2 separate regions of the Mus musculus genome follow, and region 2 is linked to region 1. Evidence: chromatin loops called from intact Hi-C (ENCODE). Cell type or tissue: left cerebral cortex. All regions are shown on one strand. Links, peaks and the distances in the headings refer to the core of each region. The heading gives the core; the rest is flanking DNA. Region 1 overlaps Gm39638 (a long non-coding RNA gene). Region 2 has its middle 18 kb from the start of Mir6350.

Region 1 (2,932 bases), core at 283-2,782:
ACTGGAGTCTCCCCAAAGCCCTTCAGAGAAAAATATGTAGATATACAAGCATGGTTTACAATAGCAGTGCTTCTAGTACTTGTTTTTAAAAGTATTATTCACAAGTCTTGGAAATGTCCTTGCAGTTAAGACTGTATATTGTGGCTATAGAGAACCAGATTTTGCATTCCAGTACCTTCAAAAAGTGTCTCACGGTGCCAAGGGAGCAAAGCTCTCAGCTTGCCTTCTTGGGCACTTGCATCAACGTGCATATATCAACGTAGTAGCATATATAAGCATAATTTAAATGGCATAAATAAATACTTAAAATTGTTGTATGACAGAATCTCACTGTTATCCTATATTGGCTTGATGTACATGTTAATGTCTAGGCTGCTTCTTATTCTTGGTGATTTTTTCTGCCTCATACTCTTCAGTGTTGGCATTAACAGTTATAAGCCCTGTGACCAGCTCAGCTTCTGTGAATTAAATTTTTAGTTTGTGTACAAAATAGTGGACTTCATTATAACATGTTAATCCACACATGTCATTTTATTGAGTTAATTTTAACCCCCACTAGCTTTCCTTACTGTTATACTCATCCCTCTCTGGTCCCCTTCCTCTCCTCAATATTTCTGCTACTTTTATACTCTGTGTGTGTGTGTGTGTGTGTGTGTGTGTGTACATAGATAGATATAGATAGTCACATAGACACATAGATGATAGACAGATAGATAAATGATAGATAGGTAGATAGATGATAGATAGATGGTATACATAAATACTTAGAAATATGATAGATTTGACATGACAGAGAACTTAACAACATCTTACTTATTTATTCCTCTTTTTCCTTGCTTCCCTGAGACCTTGACACTATTCTTATAGAATTTACATTCTGGCTGTGGAAAATTAAATACAAAAAAATAATTAATAACTCAACAGAGAATAGCCAAAGATACAATAGAAAAGAAATCTACCCAAGCAGCTATGTCCCCAATTTTATGGGTTTCAAGATTTTGACTATGGGGTGTTTTGCAAACTCAATGTTCACCCCTGGGATGACCCTTGATGTTTGCCAGAAGAGTGACACCCGCTGAACAATGCCAAAATTATTCAATGACAATAAATTGTCACAACGAAGCATGCCAAGTTAATCATGAAGAAACAAACTGTGTTGGGGTGATTTAGAGTTTACAGCTGGGCAGAGAATCCAAAAGCTTATAGGGGTTATCAGATGTAGACTCCAGCCTTCAGAGCCTCTTCAGTACCAACCAGTTGGCTAACCAATTATTACAGCATCTGTTGGAAAGAGCATAGTCCTTGGGATTACAGAGATGCCAGGAGAGGGATTTGTTCTGCCAGGAATCGCTCAGCCCCACCACTGTTCTTCTGTTGCCAGTCCATTTTTAACATAGTTTAAATTTTAAGTAATAACAGCACTTTTCACAGTTTCTATAAGGATGTACTTTTGTGTATGTGAATAGCAGCTAAGATATGGAAGCATATGATAACTTTAGAATTGTTATGACTGTTTTTATCTTTCTAACTCTAAATAGCATACTGTTACATGTCAAATATGATCCTTTCTCATTGCACAGTATCACTGATTTATACACAAATTCCTAGTCCCTAAAATCCAGCTCAGCTCACCCTTAGTGCATCAACCCGGTCAATTCCAAAGTTTATTTATATGCTTATTATGCATATGAGTATAAATTAAGTAAAACAAAGTCTTGAAATTAAAAACCGAAATACGAAATTTACAAATTCATTACTTTTTGTGTTCAAAATACCTTGTTATGTCTTTGTTGTTGTCTTTCATCCAACAAGTTCTTCATAGTGTGTGTCCTTGGGGACATATTCCTGGGAGTGATTCATAAGAAAAAAAAACTATTTTGCAAGAGTTGCATTCTGTGAATGTTGAAAGATGAGGCGGGTGCCTGGATGCATTAAAAGGAAGCAAAATTATGTTCCGATTATATGAGAAAACATTGCCGTTTTTATTTTCCTGTAGTATAAATCAGGGTATGGATTAATTCATTCATATAATTCTATTTGCAGCTCTTTTACCTTTATTCATGGCTATAACTTATTTTATGGGAACAAGCACATTGCAAGTCAGTATAAAACGTCTTTTGAACACGGGTAGAAGGTCATAGATGATATATGGCCCTGTGGACACTGAGAACACTCAGAATTCTGCCACGATTTAAAAAATAAAAAAAAAAAAAAAAAACAGATGCCTCAACACTTTTACATTATAAACACCAGGAAGAATTTTAGACAATGGACTCTTGATTGCCAAGCTGCTGAAGCCTGTTATTTCGTCTCTGCAGCATAATTGGTCTGCTGGCATTACATCCACATTACTTGGAGATGAAAATAAAATTATAAAGGGCCATGGAAAGCCTGCAATGGCCACCTTTAAGTTTACTATTCTCCTTAACTGTGTAGAGTCTATAAAGTATGCATTAATTCAAATTTAATAGCTTTTATCAATCCATCTTTCTTCTCCCAAGGTAGCCAATGCTTAATTGAAGGGATTTCCATGATGCAGCTTGAAAATTTGCATTCTTCCTTTTTCGGTTGTTTGTTTCTTAAACAACATTTATTAGATAAATCAGGAAAAACAGTAAGCTGTTTTTCCCATGTTTTGATAAGCCAGTTCTTTCATTCTGAAGCGATCAGGCTCTCAGTGACAAAATATTACTATTATAATGCTTCTTAAAGATTAATCTTATGAAAATTTTTTATTTCTGAAACAATTTGTTCTATTTCTCATCGGTTTTCAAGACATGGAATTTTTATTTAATTCAAAGAAAAGTGGTTTAATTTTAAGACTCTACATCTAGATTTTTTTTAACAAAAAAAAAAAAAATCTTAGAAACATTGACAAGGATAGTAATTACCACATTTACCAAACTTGCTGCTTTCTACCTCCTGTCAAGCT
Region 2 (2,932 bases), core at 169-2,668, 200 kb before region 1:
TCTTTCCTCTCTACCTCAGGTATAAATTATGATGGATGATGTCATAGCACTTGCTACATGCATTTTAGCAACTCTCCTTTAGGCACTTAGCAATCCAATAATTGGGTATTTGGGGGGCTGTTCTTATATATTTGGCTGGTTTGTTTGTTTTGCTTTGTTTTGTTCATCCCTAGTTACCAGCCTGGAGCAATAACAACTGATTTGGGGTGAGCAGGTGAGAATCCATGTTAATTTCCTGAAGGAAGCCATCCAACATTCTTTAGTATGAAAGTAGAAAAAAATGGAAATGTAAATTTTTTCCCAACTACTAACTTCAGTCTACTGCTATATGACATTAATGCCTCTCTTTGGATGACTGCCAAATTTCATCTAAAAAGTATTGTAGCACTTGGACAACTTGTTCACATTTCTGCTGTTACCAACTATATATATATAACTACTCCCACCTATAGTTACTCATACCTAAAAGTCTTCTCTTCTCTGTAGGAAGAGAAGTGCCACATGAAAGCCATGGATAGCTCCTGCACAGGAGGCCCACACATCACTGCTGTTGCTATATTTCTAGTGACCCCCTTTGAAATTCCAGCATATAGTGTAAATTATCAAGAGCAAGATTAATATGCAGCAGGAAGAAGCCTTTGTCATGACTGACAAAAACATTTGAGGACAAAGAAAACAAACATTGCTCTTATTGAGAATGTAGCAAAGACATGATTATCAATATGAAAACCCACATAGGTACAAGGTTGCACTATACTCCTTAAACATACAATAGACCGGAAAGAATGGAAAACGCACACAAACACTGCCCAGTGCTATACACCATAAGCTCCATGAAGGCCTGGAGTAACAGAATGATTACAGATCATGTGGGAACTATACCACTTACAGGGCCTTTGTGTCATTGACCAACACACCAAGACCATGGTTCCAAAGATATATATAGCCAAGGAGGGAAAATCACATCAGTGTTTTCTACTAATGTACACCTTACATGCTTTTTAAAATTCACAGGTGATAGCAAAGAGATTTGGAGTAAGGTAGGTACAGAATGGGAAATAGGTGTTTATGCTAAAGGGCACATGTATGCTTTCTTTTGTTGTATGTCTCTGGATGCCAACAGAACAGGCTGGAAACTGAAACACTCACTAGAATATCTCAGTAAGCAATTTCCCCACATAAATGAATGAGAGAACACTTGTCAACTTCTGAGTTGCCTTGATTCATTCCCTAAATGAGATGTAGACTGGAAATGTTAGTGTTTGGGGAAGATTAATTACATTATGTGATGGGTCATTTATCTTGTAGCACTTATTGACCTTCATACACCAAATAATTGCTAAAAATATTCAATAGCTTCTATAACAGCCATCAGACAACACACATACACATTTGTCAATGGAGTTTATACTTAAAAATTATGACCCCACACATTATTTTCTCAGCTTTTATAAGTCTAACTAAACTGATAAATATATATTGGACAATCCAGGTTTGTTAATTCTTTCTTCTCTGAACCACCGCTATTCTTTTCAGTCCATACTGCTCTGTACAGAGTATTTGGTGTATATTACCCTAGATATTTCCCTCTTTTTAACACACACTAGTCCACTTTCTACCCCCAATTATCCTGTCCCTGGTATCTGTAACATTCATTCTACCAGAAAATACAAATTATCATTTTATTTAACTTTTCCACAGCATTTAACACCATTCTCCCATTCTATGTCCTTAAAGCTTAATTTTTTTGTCCATGTCCATAACAACTCATTCTTGGAACAAGCCATCATATCTCCTACTATCTAAATTCAAAATCTGTCTGGATCTGAAGTGCTTTTATATTCTTTATCTAATGGTTTTTGTTTGGGCACCTTAATCTATGATTTTTGTTAATATCACACTCATAGTCATATTACACAAATCAGTTAAATGGAAAAACCTTTTCATATGTTTGGCCTACTAAAATAATACTTAATTTTCAATTATTCCTATAACCCTTGTAATAGTTGTAAACCTTGTTTAGACAAATGGCCTGTATTTAATAAAACATGAAGAAATACAAATTCAAAACAATTTTTCTACTTGGAGTAGAAAAATGAAGATATTTTCATCTATATGGTTTCACATTGAACTAAAACTGTTATATCATTTCTCAGTTCAGGTCCATCTGTGGTTTTGAGACAGGGTCTCTCACTGGCCTAGACCTCACCAAGCAAGCTCTGGGAATTCACTTGTTTTTCCCTTCTCAGTGCTAGGATTGCAGTGCTATGCCAACACACCCAGCTTCTGTCCATGAGTTCTGGGGACTGAAAGCAGGTCCTTATGCCTACATGGCAAGCACTTTACCCATTAAGCTACCACCCACCAATAAAAACAACAGAAGCAAAAGGATAATGATTGGAAAGGAAAAAAGAATTGGTATCATTCAGTAGTCATATGTAGTAAGACATACACACAGAAAACTATACTCTATCTAGAATTCAGTTTCAAAGTTTTTATTCAGTCTTCTTACTTTACAAAGCAAAATTTTGCTGCTTTTATGCCTGTGAGCTCATATGAGCCCTACTTAGTTGATTCTCCTGGTGTCCTCCATTCTCTCTGACTCTTACAATCTTTCTGACCACTCCTCATCTGTGGAAGTCCCACAACAATGAGGAATTTGTCTGAAGCAGCAAGTGCAGGGCCTTCTTGGGTCAGTACCAGGTCCTCTGCACATATATTACAACTTTTAACTTAGTATTTTCATGGGACTCCTGACTGAGAGAACAAATGGGTCCCTAGTTCTTGGGCACAAGATTCTTGGGACTCTTTTCCTCTTCTTGGGTTGCTATGTCCAACTTCAATATAAAAGTTTTTGCTTTGTCTTATTATATTTAATTTGTCTTGTTTGACTATTATCTTCTAGAAGTCTGTTCTTTTCTAATAAGAGATA

Evidence for each region. Hi-C counts contacts between places; a loop is a spot of excess contacts. Peaks named below come from ENCODE experiments on the same cell type or tissue, not always from the same donor. Only the 100,000 strongest peaks of a DNase experiment are listed, where the experiment ranks them.
Region 2: it touches region 1 in a loop (4-fold over the local background); 2 of 42 quality-filtered maps call a loop at or near these places.

The regions. Positions count from the first base shown.
Region 1 is chr1:47,284,270-47,287,201 of GRCm38, reverse strand. Gm39638 (a long non-coding RNA gene) reads right to left here. Exons shown (of 4, transcript XR_865414.3): 3 at 1,776-1,922. Among named protein-coding and RNA genes, the nearest start is that of Gm39638, 34 kb to the right of the region's middle. In left cerebral cortex, for the core only: no CTCF peak of the experiment used is centred there; a DNase peak (open chromatin) is centred at 1,331.
Region 2 is chr1:47,483,778-47,486,709 of GRCm38, reverse strand. No RefSeq gene overlaps it. Among named protein-coding and RNA genes, the nearest start is that of Mir6350, 18 kb to the right of the region's middle. In left cerebral cortex, for the core only: no CTCF peak of the experiment used is centred there; DNase peaks (open chromatin) are centred at 449 and 1,106; H3K27ac peaks cover 641 bases.